Regions from separate parts of the Homo sapiens genome. Here region 2 is linked to region 1. Evidence: read pairs that join two places in POLR2A ChIA-PET (ENCODE). Cell type or tissue: PC-9. All regions are shown on one strand. Links, peaks and the distances in the headings refer to the core of each region. The heading gives the core; the rest is flanking DNA.

Region 1 (7,832 bases), core at 404-5,403:
ACATAGTAAGACTGTCTCTAAAAAATAAAAATTAGGCAGGGTGGTACTGCACGCCTGTAGTCCCAGCTACTCAGGAGGCTGAGGCAGGAGGATCGCTTGAGCCCAGGAGTTGTGAAGGGTACAGTGAGCTAACATCGTGCCATTGCACTCCAGCCTGGGCAACAGAACAAGATCCTGTCTCAAAACAACCAAAAGCCCAGAGAGAAAGAGTGAGACCCCATCTTTAAAAGAAAAAAAAAAAAGGTCATGATTGCAAGGTCACGATTGCAATTAAAACTGTAAGGTGGGGAAGGAGGAGGAAATAAGAGAAGCACCTGAGGCTTGAGTTCTCAGGAGCACCTAGGTTGGGTCCCAGGTGAAGGGGCACAGAGGTAATTGCACCTCAGAGCTGATGGGAGGATTACTATGTCAAAAGCTTGGCATCGGCTTCAGCACACCCCAAGGACACCACAGTGGACCTGGCAAGCTTTGAGATCTCTGTCACCGCCACACTCCCTGAGGCCAGGGCATCCCTGTTGGCAGTCACAAGGGAACTGGCAAGCCGAAATGGGGTGAGAACGGAGCCCGCAGAGTCTCGGGGTGGGGAGATTGGGCAGAGCCCTGGCCAACCGACGGGCTCAGACCTGTGCTGCTGGCTGGGCCAGCAGCTCTTGTTGCCTGTGTTTATTTCCAGCTGGCCTCCCTCCAGGTGTAGACAGGCTTCCAAGGGCCCAGTTCCCCTCTCTCTTGTCTGCCCTTGCCCTAGCTGCCACCCTCTCACCAGGCCCAGGGAAAGTTGAGGTAGAAAGCAGATGGGGGACCAGGCGCGGTGGCTCACACCTATAATCCCAGCACTTTGGGAGGCCGAGGCGGGTGGATTACCTGAGGACAGGAGTTCGAGACAGCCTGGCCAACAGTGAAACTCCGTCTCTACTAAAAGTACAAAAATTAGCCGGGCATGGTGTTGCATGCCTGTAATTCCAGCTACTCAGGAGGCTGAGGCAGGGGAATCGCTTGAACCCAGGAGGCAGAAGTTGCAGTGAGCCAAGATCCATGCCACTGCCCTCCAGCTTGGGGGACAAGAGCAAAACTCCATCTAAAAAAAAAAAACAAAAAACAGATGGGAGCTTTGGAGCTCAGTCCCAAGGTCCTCAAATATTTGAGGGACCCAGAGTCTGAGGCTGTAGCAAGATACTCCCATGTTCAAGGCGGAGCATGCAGTGAGCCGAGATCGTGCCACTGCACTCCAGCCTGGGCGACAGAGGAAGACTCCGTCTCAGAAGAAAAAAAAAAAAAAAAAAAAAAAAAAAAAAATACTCCCATGTTCTTTTCTCAGCCCACAGTCTGACTTTCCCAGGTTCCCTAAGAAGGGTGGCACCCTGCAGGCGAGGGCCTGGAGCATGTCCACACCACCCCCAATATCACCCCCCACCACCTTGCTGCTTTTTTGAGACCAAGTTTTGCTCTTGTTGCCCAGGCTGGAGTGCAATGGCGTGATCTCGGCTCACTGCAACCTCCGCCTCCCAGGTTCAAGCGATTCTCCTGCCTCAGCCTCCAGAGTAGCTGGGATTATAGGCGTGCGCCACCCTACCCGGCTAATTTTTGTATTTTTAGTAGAGACAGGGTTTTTCTATGTTGGTCAGGTGGGTCTCGAACTCCCAACCTCAGGTGATCTGCCCGCCTCAGCCTCCCAAAGTGCTGGGATTACAGGCGTGAGCCACCACGCCCGGCCCCAGCTTCTTTTTTAGGGACAGTCTCCTACTGTCATACAGGCTGGCGTGCAGTAGTGGGATCTTGGTGCACCATACCAAAGTGTTGCAGCCTGGAACTCCTAGGCTCAAGGCATCTCCAGGAGCGCGCCACAAGCCTGGCTGATTTTTTTTTTTTTTTTGGTAGACAGAGTCTCGCTATGTTGCCCAGGCTGGTCTCAAACTCCTGAGCTCAAGCCATCCTCCTGCGTTGACCTCCCAAAGTGCTGGGATTACAGGGGAGAGCTGCTGCGCCCAGCCCAGTCTACTCCCTCGAGTTCCCTGTCCAGAGACCCACATCTGGAGCAGGGTGGGGAGTCAGAGCAGGTCCCAGCCCACGCTCTAGGGCTCAGCTCAGATGATGTGAGCCTGGGGCAGCACCTCTGGGCATAGTGGGCTCTGGCTGGCAGGACAGGACAGGCTGGCCCAGATCTGGGGGTCTCTGCTGGGTGTTAGATTTGTGGAGTCTTTGTGCTGCTTCTGGGGTGGTGGGGCAATTCTGGGCCTCTCCAGGCCTGTCCTGCCTTTTCTTTTTTTTTTTAGATGGAGTCTCACTCTGTCAGCCAGGCTGGAGTGCAATGGCATGATCTCAGCTCACTGCAAGCTCCGCCTCCCGGGTACAAGCGATTCTCAGGCCTCAGCCTCCTAAGTGGGATTACAGGCACCTGTCACCACGCCTGGCTAATTTTTGTATTTTTAGTAGAGTCAGGCTTCCTCCATGTTGGCCATGCTGGTCTCAAATTCTGAAAGAGGAGAATTGCCTGAACCTAGGAGGTGGAGGCTGCAGCGAGCTGAGATTGCACCACTGCACTCCAGCCTGGGCAACAAAGTGAGACTCGGTCTCAAACAAACAAAAAGGCAGGACAGGCCTGGAACTGCCCCTCCCCCCCAGGACGGGTGTTGTCTAGGGCTTGCTGACCTCACAGTCTGTGAGATCAGGCAGCCCCGGGCCTTGGCTGCCCAGGAGTGAATTATTTCCAGGCGCCATCATCACTCCGACTATAGAATCAACAGGATTTGACAGGTGCAGCTTTCGACTGCTCTGTTGAGAGGGTGGAGACAGAAGCAAAAGCTGCCCACAGAAAGGCGACAGGGAACCCCAGAGCTAGGTCCCAAGAGCCTCTTGGTGATGGAGGAGAGCCACCAAGGGACAGGAGGGTTGGGGGAACTGGAGCTCCGGCCCAGGGACAGAGCCCCAAACCACCTCCAGCCCAGGCACAGAGCCCCAGACCACCGAAGCCCTATGCCACCATGGCAGAGCCCAGGGCAGGGCAGGGGTCAGGCTGGCCCCCCCAAACACCTCCCCACCATTCCCACATGCATACACCAGGACCTGGGGGGTTGCAACAGTGCCAGAGGTCACGGGTTGGCAGGGGAGGGAGAGGAGGAAGAAAGCAGAAGAGCAGAGGGATGCGGGTGAGGCTGGGCTTGTCTCAGACAGTCTGGCACTAGCCCTCAAAGCTCAGAATCCCTGATATGGGGGCTAAGCCCCACTGCCATACTGCCCCTCCCAGGGAAATTGCCCCCCAGGGAATATGGGGGGAACCTCTGAGTGTAGCTCCCCTGGGGCCTGGAGGGCATATCAAGACATGGGGGATAGTGAACAGCATCATAGCTCTAAGTGTCCCTGATCTGGCTGGGCGTGGTGGCTCACCCCTGTAATCGCAGCACTTTGGGAGGCTGAAGGGGGCAGATTAGCTGAGGTCAGGAATTCAAGACCAGCCTGGCCAACATGGCAAAACCCGTCTCTACTAAAAATACAAAAATTAGCCGGGTGTGGTGGCGCACGCCTGTAATCCCAGCTACTCAAGAGGTTGCAGTGAGCTGAGATCAGGCCACTGCACTCCAGCCTGGGCAACAGAGCAAAACTTTCAGGAAAAAAAAAAAGTGTCCCTGATCTGTAAATGTGTAGTGGAAACTATAGAAAGGCACTGCAGGCTGGGCGCAGGGGCTCACACCTGTAATCCCAGCACCTTGGGGGGCCTAGGCAGGAGATTTACTTGACACCAGGAGTTAGAGAGCAGCCTGGGCAACATAGCAAGAACTCATCCCTGCAAAAAAAGAAAAAAAAAATTAGCCACATGTGCTGGTGCGCACCTGCAGGAGGATCACTTAAGCCGAAAAGCTAGAAGCTGCAGTGAGTTATGATCACACCACTGCACTCCAGCCTGGGTGATAGTGCAAAACCTTGTCTCAAAAATAAATAAATTTAAGAAAAGCAAAGAAAAGGTGTTTCCGGCTGGGCACAGTGGCTCACACCTGTAATCCCAGCACACTGGGAGGCCAAGGCAGGAGGATTACGAGGTCAGGAGTTTGAAACCAGCCTCACCAATATGGCCAGGCGTCGTAGCACGCCTGTAGTCCCGGTGAGTCCAGAATTCGTGGGTTCTTGGTCTCACCGACTCAAAGAATGAAGCCGAGGACCTTCACGGTGAGTGTTACAGTTCTTAAAGGCGGCGTGTCGGGAGTTTTTTCCTTCTGGTGGGTTCATGCTCTCACTGGCTCAGAAGCGACGCTGCAGACCTTCACCGTTGAGTGTTACAGCTCTTAAGGCGGCGCATCTGGAATTGTTTGTTCCTCCCGGTGGGTTCGTGGTCTCGCTAGCTGAAGAGTAAAGCTACAAACATTCACGTCAAGCGTTACAGCTCTTAAAAGCGGTGTGGACCCAAAGAGCGAAACAACAAAGCTTCCACACTGACGAAGAAGACCCTAAGTGGCTTGCTACTGCTGGTTCGGGTAGCCTGCTTTTATTCGCTTATCTGGCCCCACCCACGTCCTGCTGATTGGTCCATTTTACAGAGAGCCGACTGGTCCATTTTACAGAGAGCTGATTGGTCCGTTTTGACAGGGCTGATTGGTGTGTTTACAATCCCTGAGCTAGACACAAAAGTTCTCTACATCCCCACTAGATTAGCTAGATAGAGAGTGTGGACACAAAGGTTCTCCAAGGCCCCACCAGAGTAGCTAGATACAGAGTGTCGATTGGTGCATTCAGAAATCCTGAGCTAGACACAGGGCGCTGATTGGTGTGTTTACAAACCTTGAGCTAGATACAGAGTGCCGATTGGTGTATTTACAATCCCTTAGCTTGACATAAAGGTTCTCCACCAGACTCAGGAGCCCAGTTGGCTTCACCCAGTGAATCCTGTATGGGGGCCGCAGGTGGAGCTGCTTGCCAGTCCCGTGCTGTGCGCCCGCACTCCTCAGCCCTTGGGTGGTCGATGGGACTGGGCGCCGTGGAGCAGGGGGCGGTGCTTGTCAGGGAGGCTCGGGCCGCGCAGGAGCCCACAGCGGGGTGGGGAGGCTCAGGCATGGCGGGCTGCAGGTCCCGAGCCCTGCTCTGCTGAGAGGCAGCTAAGGCCCGGTGAGAAGTCGAGCACAGCAGCTGCTGGCCCAGGTGCTAAGCCCCTCACTGCCCGGGGCCGGCGGGGCCGGCCGGCTGCTCCAAGTGCGGGGCCCGCCAAGCCCACGCCCACCCGGAACTCGCGCTGGCCCGCAAGTTCCACGCGCAGCCCTGGTTCCCGCCCGCGCCTCTCCCTCTACACCTCCCCACAAGCTGAGGGAGCCGTCTCCGGCGTCGCCAGCCCAGGAAGGGGCTCCCACAGTGCAGCGGCGGGCTGAAGGGCTCCTCAAGTGTCGCCAAAGTGGGAGCCCAGGCAGAGGAGGCGCCGAGAGCGAGCGAGGGCTGCGAGGACTGCCAGTACGCTGTCACCTCTCACCAGCTACTCGGGAGGCTGAGGCAGAAGAATCGCTTGAACGCAGGAGGCAGAGGTTGCAGTGAGCCAAGATTATGCCACTGTACTCCAGCCTGGGCAAAAGAGCGAGACTCCGTCTCAAAAAAAAAAAAAAGAAAAGAAAAAGAAAAGGTGTTCCCCTCCATGCCCCAGTGGACTAATTCGTTTGGGCAGGTACCTTTCCCAGAAACTGGCTGGCCCAACCCTTCAGCTTACAGAGGGGAACTTGAGGCCTGACTGGGACTGCATTTGGCCAGGGTCACCCAGCAGGTCTGGGCAGGGCAGGAGCAGGGTGCGTGCACTCCACCCCAAAGGGTGCACTGTTCTACCCATCAACCGATGCCCTGGGTGCCAGCGCTGAGGAGGCCAGGGATGGAGACCCACGCATAAGCAGAGATCACTCCATTCCTGGCACGCTCCTCCTGGTCGAGACCTCTGGTTCTCTTTCCCTTTCCAACTCGCCAGGTGACTTTGGACCTCGCTTTGCCCATCTAACTGTGCCTCCCAAGGACGAGCCATATTTTCATGGGCTGCTTACAAGAGACAGCCCTGCCAACCGCCAGTTGGTGCTGGGAGAGTTGGCAGTGTGACAAATGCCGGGAATCCCTGGCTTGGCTGAGAAGGGACGGCTCTGGATCAATAACAGACTCGTGGGATGGCCTCGGGCAGGAGCACGAGGGTGGCAGAGCCTCCCTGGCTGGCCTGCAAACAAAAAGCAAGTGTCCAGCCAGGGCTCTCGACTCAGCCCAGGGAGAAAAGAGCACAGCTGGGGACCCTGGGAAAAACAGACTCCCTCTGGGCGGGGTTCCTATAGCATAACAGCCCCTCCCACCCTTCTTCTCAGCTGGGTACAGCAGCTGCCCTGCCTAAGATGACAGTGATGGTATCAGCAGCTGACTCTGGTAGAAGGAAGTCTTCCCCCTCCCTGCCCACCGCCCCAGGACTGAACAAGGGGGCAGAGCCTGCCAGGAGGGATTGGGGTTAAAGAATGAATCAAGGCCAGGCGCAGTGGCTCATGCCTGTAATCCCAGCACTTTGAGAGGTTGAATCGGGAAGATCGCTTGAGCCCAGGAGTTCAAGACCAACCTAAGCAACATAGTGAGTCCCCATCTTTACCAAAAACGTTTTTAAAAATTAGCTGGGGCTGGACACAGTGACTCACACCTGTAATCCCAGCACTTTGGGAGGCTGAGGCAGGTGGTTCATCTGAGGTCAGGAGTTCAAGACCAGCCCTAACCAACATGGCGAAACCCTATCTCTACTAAAAATACAAAAATTAGCTAGATGTGGTGGTGCTTGCCTGTAATCCCAGCTACTCAGGAGGCTGAGGCAGGAAAATCGCTTGAACCTGGGAAGCAGAGGTTGCAGTGAGCCAAGATTGTGTCATTGCACTCCACCTGGGCAACAAGTGTGAAACTCCATCTCAAAGAAAAAAAAAAATTCTGAGCATGGTGGCATATGTTTATAGTCCCAGCTACTCAGGAGGCTGAGGCAGGAGGATGGCTCGAGTCCAGGAGGTTGAGGCTGCAGTGAGCTATGATCATACCACTGCATTCCAGCCTGGGCAACATAGTGAGACTCTGGCTCTACTAAAAATAAGAAATTATCTGGGCACGGTGGTGCCTGCAGTCTGATCTACTTGGGAGGCTAAGGCGGGAGAATCTCTTAAGCCCAGGAGTTCGAAGCTACAGTGAGCTATGGACATGCCACTGCACTCCAGCCTGGGTGACAGAGCAAGACCTTGTCTCTAAAAAAAATAAAGAATTGATTGAGGCGGCAGGAGTAGCTCCATGTTTAGGAAAAAGCCAGCCGGGCGAGGTGGCTCACACCTGTAATCCCAGCACTGTGGGAGGCCGAGGCAGGCGGATCACCTGAGGTCAGGAGTTCAAGACCAGCCTGGCCAACAGGGTGAAACCCCATCTCTACTTAAAAATACAAAAAATTAGCCAGGCATGGTGGCGGATACCTGTAATCACAGCTACCCTGGAGGCTGAGGCAGGAGAATTGCTTGAACCCAGGAGGCAGAGATTGCCATGAGCTGAGATAGCGCCATTGTACTCCAGCCTGGGCAACAGAGCAAGACTCCATCTCAAAAAAAAAAAAAAAAAAAACCAGGGAAAAAGCCCAGGGCTGGGGCCAGACCTTGGTTTGGGCCCGCTGCACCCTGGCGGAGACATGGGCTGGGGTGCAGCCTGGCCCTGGGCTCAGTTTCCATTCTGAGACTTCACTTCTGGGGGACCTCTGGTTGTCTGTTGGTGTTGTCAGTCCCATGCAGGGTGACGATCTAGGGGGAGTCATGAATAGTGGAAGCTACCCAGGTCCCCTAACAATCGTAGGAAGACCAAAGTCCCAGGGGGACTTGAGGATATGC
Region 2 (7,832 bases), core at 1,221-6,220, 1.3 Mb after region 1:
ATACAGTCATACAATCCAAAAGATATGAAAAGACATAATAGTAATGTCTCATTCTCATCCGTTTCCCTTAGGTACCCATTTCCCTTCCCCACAGACACATACTTTGTTAATAGTTTTTCTTCCAGAGATGATATATGCATATGTACAAGCAAATGCAAATGTTTTTATTTCTTTTTAACACCAGTAGTAATATATTACATATATACATACTGCACTGTGTATATAATGTACACTATTGTTTCCTGCTTTTTACATTTATACTTAATATGTATTTTTCAGATACTGTCATCTTACTATATATAAAAAGCTAACTCATTTGTTTTTCAGCTCTCTCATATTTGATGGTATGAATAAAACAAATTTAGCCAGTTTTGTATTAAGAGGTTTCTTTGATTGTAGTTTTTTGCTGTTACTAACAATGCTGCAGTGGTTGGGCGCGTGGCTCACACCTGTAATCTCAGCACTTTGGAAGGCTGAGGCGGGTGGATCACCTAAGGTCAGGAGTTCAAGACCAGCCTGGATAACATAGTGAAACGCTGTCTCTACTAAAAATATGAAAATTAGCTGGACCTGGTGGCACGCATCTGTAATTCCAGCTACTCAGGAGGCTGAGGCACAAGAATTGCTTGAACCTGGGAAGCCGAGGTTGCAGTGGGCCGAGATCGCACCACTGCACTCCAGCCTGGGCAACAGAGTGAGATCCTGTCTCAAAACAAACAAACAAAGTGCTGTGGTATGTAACTTTGAATATAAATCATTTCATGTGTGTCCCATTTTTATCTGGAGGACAAAGTTGTAGAAGTACAATTCAGAGACAGGGTCTTGCATTGTTAAGCAGGCTGGTCTTGAACTCCTGGCTTCAAGCAGTCCTCCCAAAGTGCTAGGATTACAAGTGTGAGCCACCATGCTCGGCCCCCACTTGCTTTTGAATACAGTTTTTCCTCTGACACATGTATATATTTGGAGAACTCTATTACCACAGGAAATCACAAGAAATAGCATCATAAATGTGGGGAATTTTACTTTGACATTGTGCCAGTGCAGAATAAGATTCTAGTAAATCTTTATCATAAAGAAAAAAATGTATTCCTGTTGTAGGTCTCTAGTATTGTGATGATAAAATTTAGTCGTTTTTCAAAGAAAAAGAAAGGTTTATAGGCAGTTTTAGTTCCTTAAATATCAGTATCACAAGTAGCAAAAATTAATGAGAAAGTTAAATTTTATCAGATTTATTTTTCATTTTATTTGTATTTAATAATTTGTTGAATGGTAAAACCAGAATGCTTTTAATATGTCTTGAGGCCTGAAAGAAAGTTCCTTTGAAATTAAATTTCAGCAATGTAGTTGTGTAGAATTTGAACAATTCACAATACTGACTTTCAGTGCTTCTGAAAGCAGGAAGTGTATTACTGACACGCAGAAATATTCCAGCCCAAAGAACATCCCTACTGCCATATGTGGTAAGAATTTGTCACTAACCCACAAACTAGTTCTGTAATGCAGTGAATAAGCAGAATTGGTCTTTGTTGGACATTTCCAATTCAATATGAAAGAACTTTGTTTTGCAGTGTCTTGTAAGTAATTATTAGCTTATGCCTTGGGAGAAAGCCTGGCACATCATGGGTGCGTGCTCATGGTTTATTGAGAGAAGAAAATTCTTTTAGGCATGTTTTTAAAACTTGGTTATTGTGACCCTTAGTTAAAACACTGAAATTACTCGAATATGTTAAAGACTGAGTTAAATATTCTGACTCAGCTTATTAATGATATCTTTAAATTATATTACTTTTATTCTGTTTTCCCTCTTTGCTGCTCATGTGAAATAAATATGAATCTTATGTTTGCACTTATGCTATAAAAGAAATTATCCTTGGGGTTAATTATTAAGGGATGGGGAAATTAAGAGCTAAGAGACAGGAAAATGAGTTGTGAGGAATTGGGGTCACCAGATTTCATTAAAAATTTGAAAATATCACTGTTTCTCTAAACTTTAATTTTTATTTGTTGTATTTTAAGCGGTTAAGAAGATTGTCTACCAAATATAGAACAGAAAAGATATATCCCACAGCCACTGGAGAAAAAGAAGAAAATGTTAAAAAGAACAGATACAAGGACATACTGCCATGTAAGTTGGAAATGCCCTTGATAAAATACATAGAAATGCTAATTAGCCTTTTGTAACCTAACTAGTTTTATTCTTCCTGAGTTTCACTGTTAAGGAAGTAGTAATTAACCTATCTTTCAAAGTACATGGAAAGATAATAATTCATAATTGTGCTTTTTGTTTTTCCTTCTGATCCTAATTTTTGTTTAATTTTTTTCCTGTAAGTATCACAGTTGCTCTAATACTAAATTACTTTTAAATACTGTAAATCCAAGTGAAAATATCTTCTGTCAACTCTCTGTTCAAAGATGTTATTTCATTAAAATAATAGACAACTGAATACATTTTATAAAATGCTAACAATGTTGATTTTTCATATATCTATACATAAGAACCTTAATTGATTAATTATGCATGAGAAAATGAAGCATAGGATGACTCAAACATCTGTGTGTCTACTATTCTCAGCAGTCTGAATATGTGCCTCTAAGTATATGTCTTAGACTGATTGCATTACATTCTAATGATATTTTATTTATTTATTTATTTATTTATTTGTTTGTTTGTTTGTTTAGAGGTGGGGGTTCTCACTGTGTTCCCCAGGCTGGTCTCAAACTCCTGAGCTCATACGATCCTCCCACCTCAGCCTCCCCAAGTGTTGTGATTACAGGTGTGAGCCACTGCGCCCTGTCTGTATTCTTAAATAGCACAGTTTTCTGGCAAGATAACTTTAACTCTGAAAGTATACTTAAGGTGTGCCATCACTTTATCCAGTAAAAGCTATACGTCATACTTGCTATCTTTTAAAGCTGCCGTCGTTTTTCTTTCTTCATAAGTATTTTGAAATATCTACATTCCATCACATCATTTCCTCAATTCTTATTCAGTCTTAAAGGTTGTTCTCTCTAAAATGCCTTTAAAGTTCTTGGTGACTTTTTTTTTTTTTTTTGTGACAGTCTTGCTCTGTAGCCCAGGCTGGAGTGCGGTGGTGGGATCTTGGCTCACTGCAACCTCTGCCTCCCAGGTTCAAGCGACTCTTGTACCTTAGCCTCCTGAGAGCTGGGACAGCTCTAATACAGGTGCCTGCCACCATACCCAGCTAATTTTTTGTATTTTAGTAGAGACAGGGTTTCACCATGTTGCCCAGGGCCCAGTGGCTTTTTAATTGCCAGATTTGGTGGTCTTTTTTTACTGTTTATTCTAACAGGAAGAATATTGATTATTCAAGAATGTTGAACTATTTTGATGCCATTGATCAATCCCTATTTTTGAAATTTTCTTCTTCCATGATAACTCTTTTAAAACACCTCTTCCCTCTCATCTCTTTCCCTCTTTTCTCCACTAACTTCTTTGCCTCAATTTAATCCTTCATCCTTTTGTTGTTCTACATTATTATCAGCTGTGGGATATGTGGATAGCCTGTGTTGGCAGAATTAACAAGTGGCAACATAACATAATGGTATAGTGTTCTGATTCTGGAAGTTGAAATCCTGACTCCACCAGTTGCTAGCTATATGACCTTGGACTGATCCTCTCTGTGCCTTGGTTTTGTCATCCTTAAAATGGAGATTATAATAATACTTTTTAGGATTATTTGCACAATAGGTTAATATTAAATGCTTAAAAGTGTACCCAGTGGCCAGGCGCGGTGGCTCACGCCTATAATCCCAGCACTTTGGGAGGCCGAGACTGGTGGATCACGAGGTCAGGAGTTCGCGACCAGCCTGACCAACATGGTGAAACCCCATCTCTATCAAAAATACAAAAATTAGCCAGATGTGGTGGCACGTGCCTGTAATTCCAGCTACTCAGGAGGCTGAGGCAGGAGAATTGCCTGAACCCAGGAGGTGGAGGTTGCCATGAGCCGAGATTGCGCCATTGCATTCCAGCCTGGGCGACAGAGTAAGACTCTATCTCAAAAAAAAAAAAAACAAAAAAACAAAAAAAACCAGTGTACCTAGCACATAGTAACCAATCATTAAGCTTTTGCAAAATAACCAGTATACCTAGCACATAGTAACCAATCATTAAGCTTTTGCAAAATACACTCCACTTTTCTCACCTGTTGTCTTAGTCTGTTCAGGCTATTACAGAAATACCATAAACAGGGTTGCTTATTAATAACAGACATTTGTATCTTCAAATTCTAGAGACTGGGAAGTCCAAGATGAAGGCACCAGCAGATATGCTGTCTAGTGAAGGGTCACTCTGGCTCATAGATGGTGCCTTCTCACTGCACTTCACATGGTGGAAGGGGCAAACAAGCTCTCTCGGGCCTCTTTAGTAAAAGCTGGTAATCCCATTCACAAGGCATAATCTAATCATCTCCTAAAGGCCCTACCACTTAATACTGTTGCATTGGAATTTATGTTTTAACTTATGAATTTGGGAAGGACACAAATATTCAGACCATAGCACCAGTCTGCCTCAGAATAGGGGATGACATGGCTTTCTGGATACTTCGTATTAAGCAAGATAATTTTAAGGTGATCCTACATTGCTCTGGAATTATTCATGCACACATTCAAAGAGTTAGCCTGTCCACTTTCTTTTTCTGTCGTCTAGCCGTAGGTTTCTCTTTTCATATGATGTTTCATTTTCTTCTTTGTTTTTGAAACGGTGTCTTGCTCTGTTGCCCAGGCTGGAGTGCAGTGGTGCGATCTCCGCACACTATAACCTCTGCCTACCAGCTTCAAGCTATTTTCCTGCCTCAGCCTCCCAAGTAGCTGGGATTACAGGCACCCGCTGCCACATCCGGCTAATTTTTGTATTGTTAGTAGAGACGTGGTTTCACCATGTTGGCCAGGCTGCTCTCGAACTCCTAACGTCAGGTCATCCGCCTCCCTTGGCATTTACTCATTTTACAGAAAGCTTCTGAGGGTGTACTGTATGCTGGGAATGCAACAAAAAACAAACTGGCAAAAATCCCTGCCCTTGTGGAGCTTATATGTTAGTCAAGGTGATGGACGATACATATTAACATATATGGTCTGTCATGTGGTGGTAATTAGTGTTATTGAGAGTGTGGTTCGAATGAGGGATAGGGAGAAAGCAGAGAATAGAAGGGTAAGTTTACAGTTTTGGCTGGGGTAGTGGGAAAGGTTAGTGGTGTAGTGTTAAACTGGTCCTCTGAAAGTTCTGATTTGTATTGTTTGCTGATTTCTGTGATAAATGGATTATTTACCATAATCATCACAGCAAAACTCTGAGGTAAGTACTGTTATGTGCCATTTTGCAAACAGGAAACTGAGACAGAGAGGTTAAAAAGCTTGTCACACAGTTAAATATTGTGGGGTAAGAATTTAAACACAGGCGGTTTTAAAGCCTTCACTAGGGTGATTTTGCCTCTCAAGGGACACTTAGCAATGTCTGGAGAGATTTGGTTGTCACAACTGGGGTATGGGAGTGGACAGGCTGCTAATGGCATCTAACAAGTAGAGGCTAGGAATACTGCTACACATCCTGCAGTGCATAGGATGCAGCCCCCTTCCCCAAACAAAGACTTCTCGCCAAAATATATGAGTGTCAGCGTTGAGAGACCTTGTCCAAGAGCTTGAGTTCTTAATTACTGTGCAGTAATCAGATTGACAGTGCCTTTTTTCCTTTAAGTTATTTAAAGTTTGATAAGTAGGTCTCCAGTAAATTTCTAGTTATTTTGACTTGGGATTTTTTTTTCTTTTTTTTGAGACAGAATCTCACTCTTGTCGCCCTGGCTGGAGTGCAGTGTGGGATCTCGGCTCACTGCAACCTCTATCTCCCGGGTTTAAGCAATTCTCGTGCCTCAGCCTCCCAAGTAGCTGGGATTACAAGCACCTGCCACCATGCCCAGCTAATTTTTTGGTATTTTTAGTAGAGACAGGGTTTCACCATGTCGGCCAGGCTGGTCTCAAACTCCTGACCTCAGGTGATCCACCCGCTTCAGCCTCCCAAAGTACTAGGATTACTGGTGTGAGCCACTGCACCTGGCCTGGAAATTTATATTGAAAGTAATTGTACTGAGAGATATGTGCTTATTTACTGTTAGATAACTATTTAATTCATTGCCCGGGCACAGTGGCTCATGCATGTAATCCCAGCACTTTAGGAGGCCAAGCTGGGCAGATTATTTGAGCTCAGGAGTTCAAGACCAGCCTGGGCAACATAGCAAAACTCAACACACACACGCACGCACGCACGCACACACACATACTCTCTCTTTCTCTCTCTCGTGTGTACACTTGTGGTCCCAGCTACTCAGTAGGCTGATGTGGGAGGATCACTTGAGACCAGGAGGTCAAGGCTGCAGTGAACTATGATTGCACCACTGCACTCCAGCCTGGGTAACAGAGCGAGACTGTCTCAAAAAATAAGATGGAGAAGAATTTAATTCACTAACTTCCTTTGCATGTTTTAACATGTGCAGTGCTTGCAGAAATAGAATTTTTAAAACAGGTTTGAGGTATAATTTACATACCCATGAAATTTATCCATTTTAATTGTGCAATTCAATGATTTTTTTAAAGTAAATTTATAGAGTTTTGCAACAATTAATACAATCTAGTTTTAGGACATTTCCATCACCCCTAAAAGATCTGAGTCTTCAGCCCTGGGCAGCTGTTAATCAGCTTTCTGTCTGTATAGATTTTCCTTTTCTGTGAATTTAATATAAATGTAATCATACAATATATAGTCTTTTGTGTCTAGCTCTTTTAACAGTTTTTTTTTGAGATGAAGTCTCATTCTGTTGCCCAGGCTGGAGTGCAGTGGCATGATCTCGGCTCACTGCGACCTCCGCCTCCCAGGTTCATGAGATTCTCCTGTCTCAGCCTCCTGAGTAGCTGGGATTATAGGCGCACATCACCATGCCTGGCTAATTTTTTGTGTTATTTTTAGTAGATACAGGGTTTCACTATGTTGGCCAGACTGGTCTCGAACTCCTGACCTCGTGATCCGCCTGCCTCGGCCTCCCAAAGTGCTGGGATTACAGGCTTGAGCCACTGTGCCCAGCCTCTTGTTAACACATTTTAAAGATTCATTCACGATGTAGCATGCATCGATAGTTCATTCCTTTTTGTTGTTGAATAATATTCCATTGTATGAATGATGAACATATTGAATAATGCTGCTATGAACATGTCATACAACTCTCTGTGTGGACCTATGGTTTTGTTTCTCTTGGTTGGATAGCTAGCAAAACCATGGAGAGGAATAATTGTTTTCATTTTTTTGATATTTAGATTATTTCTAAATATGCTTAATAAGAGCACCAATCTGGCAGGGCGAGGTGACTCATGTCTGTAATCCCAGGACTTTGGGAGGCCGAAGCGGGCAGATCACTTGAGATCAGATCAAGACCAGCCTGGCCAATACGGTGAAACCCCGCCTCTACTAAAAATACAAAAATTAGCTAGGCATGATGGCACGTGCCTGTAGTCCCAGCTACTTGAGAGGCTGAGGCACGAGAATCACTTGAACCTGGGAGGCAGAGGTTGCAGTGAGCCAAGATGGTGCCACTGCACTCCAACCTGGGTGACAGAGCCAGACACTGTCTCAAAAAAAAAAGAGCACCAATGAAGAATATTAAAACAGCCACCCAAGTTCTTTCTCGCTACTTCTAGTTCCCGGCGCTTTGCCGGGTGTTAATGGTGGCCCAAAATCATGGGTGCTGTGGCTTTCTCCCTAAGGTGTCACAGGAGCTAAGGGTGCCACTTAACAAACTGCAGAAGATGCAGGCAGGTGAAGGACACCC

Evidence for each region. ChIA-PET counts read pairs that join two places held together with the same protein. Peaks named below come from ENCODE experiments on the same cell type or tissue, not always from the same donor. Only the 100,000 strongest peaks of a DNase experiment are listed, where the experiment ranks them.
Region 2: POLR2A ChIA-PET joins it to region 1 with 7 read pairs; 1 of 35 experiments calls an interaction of 5 or more read pairs at or near these places.

Annotation. Positions count from the first base shown.
Region 1 is chr7:76,304,555-76,312,386 of GRCh38, forward strand. No RefSeq gene overlaps it. Among named protein-coding and RNA genes, the nearest start is that of HSPB1, 5.8 kb to the left of the region's middle. In PC-9, for the core only: no CTCF peak of the experiment used is centred there; a DNase peak (open chromatin) is centred at 2,657.
Region 2 is chr7:77,569,062-77,576,893 of GRCh38, forward strand. PTPN12 (protein tyrosine phosphatase non-receptor type 12) reads left to right here. Exons shown (of 18, transcript NM_002835.4): 2 at 2,017-2,125. Among named protein-coding and RNA genes, the nearest start is that of PTPN12, 36 kb to the left of the region's middle. In PC-9, for the core only: no CTCF peak of the experiment used is centred there; no DNase peak of the experiment used is centred there; H3K27ac peaks cover 1,066 bases.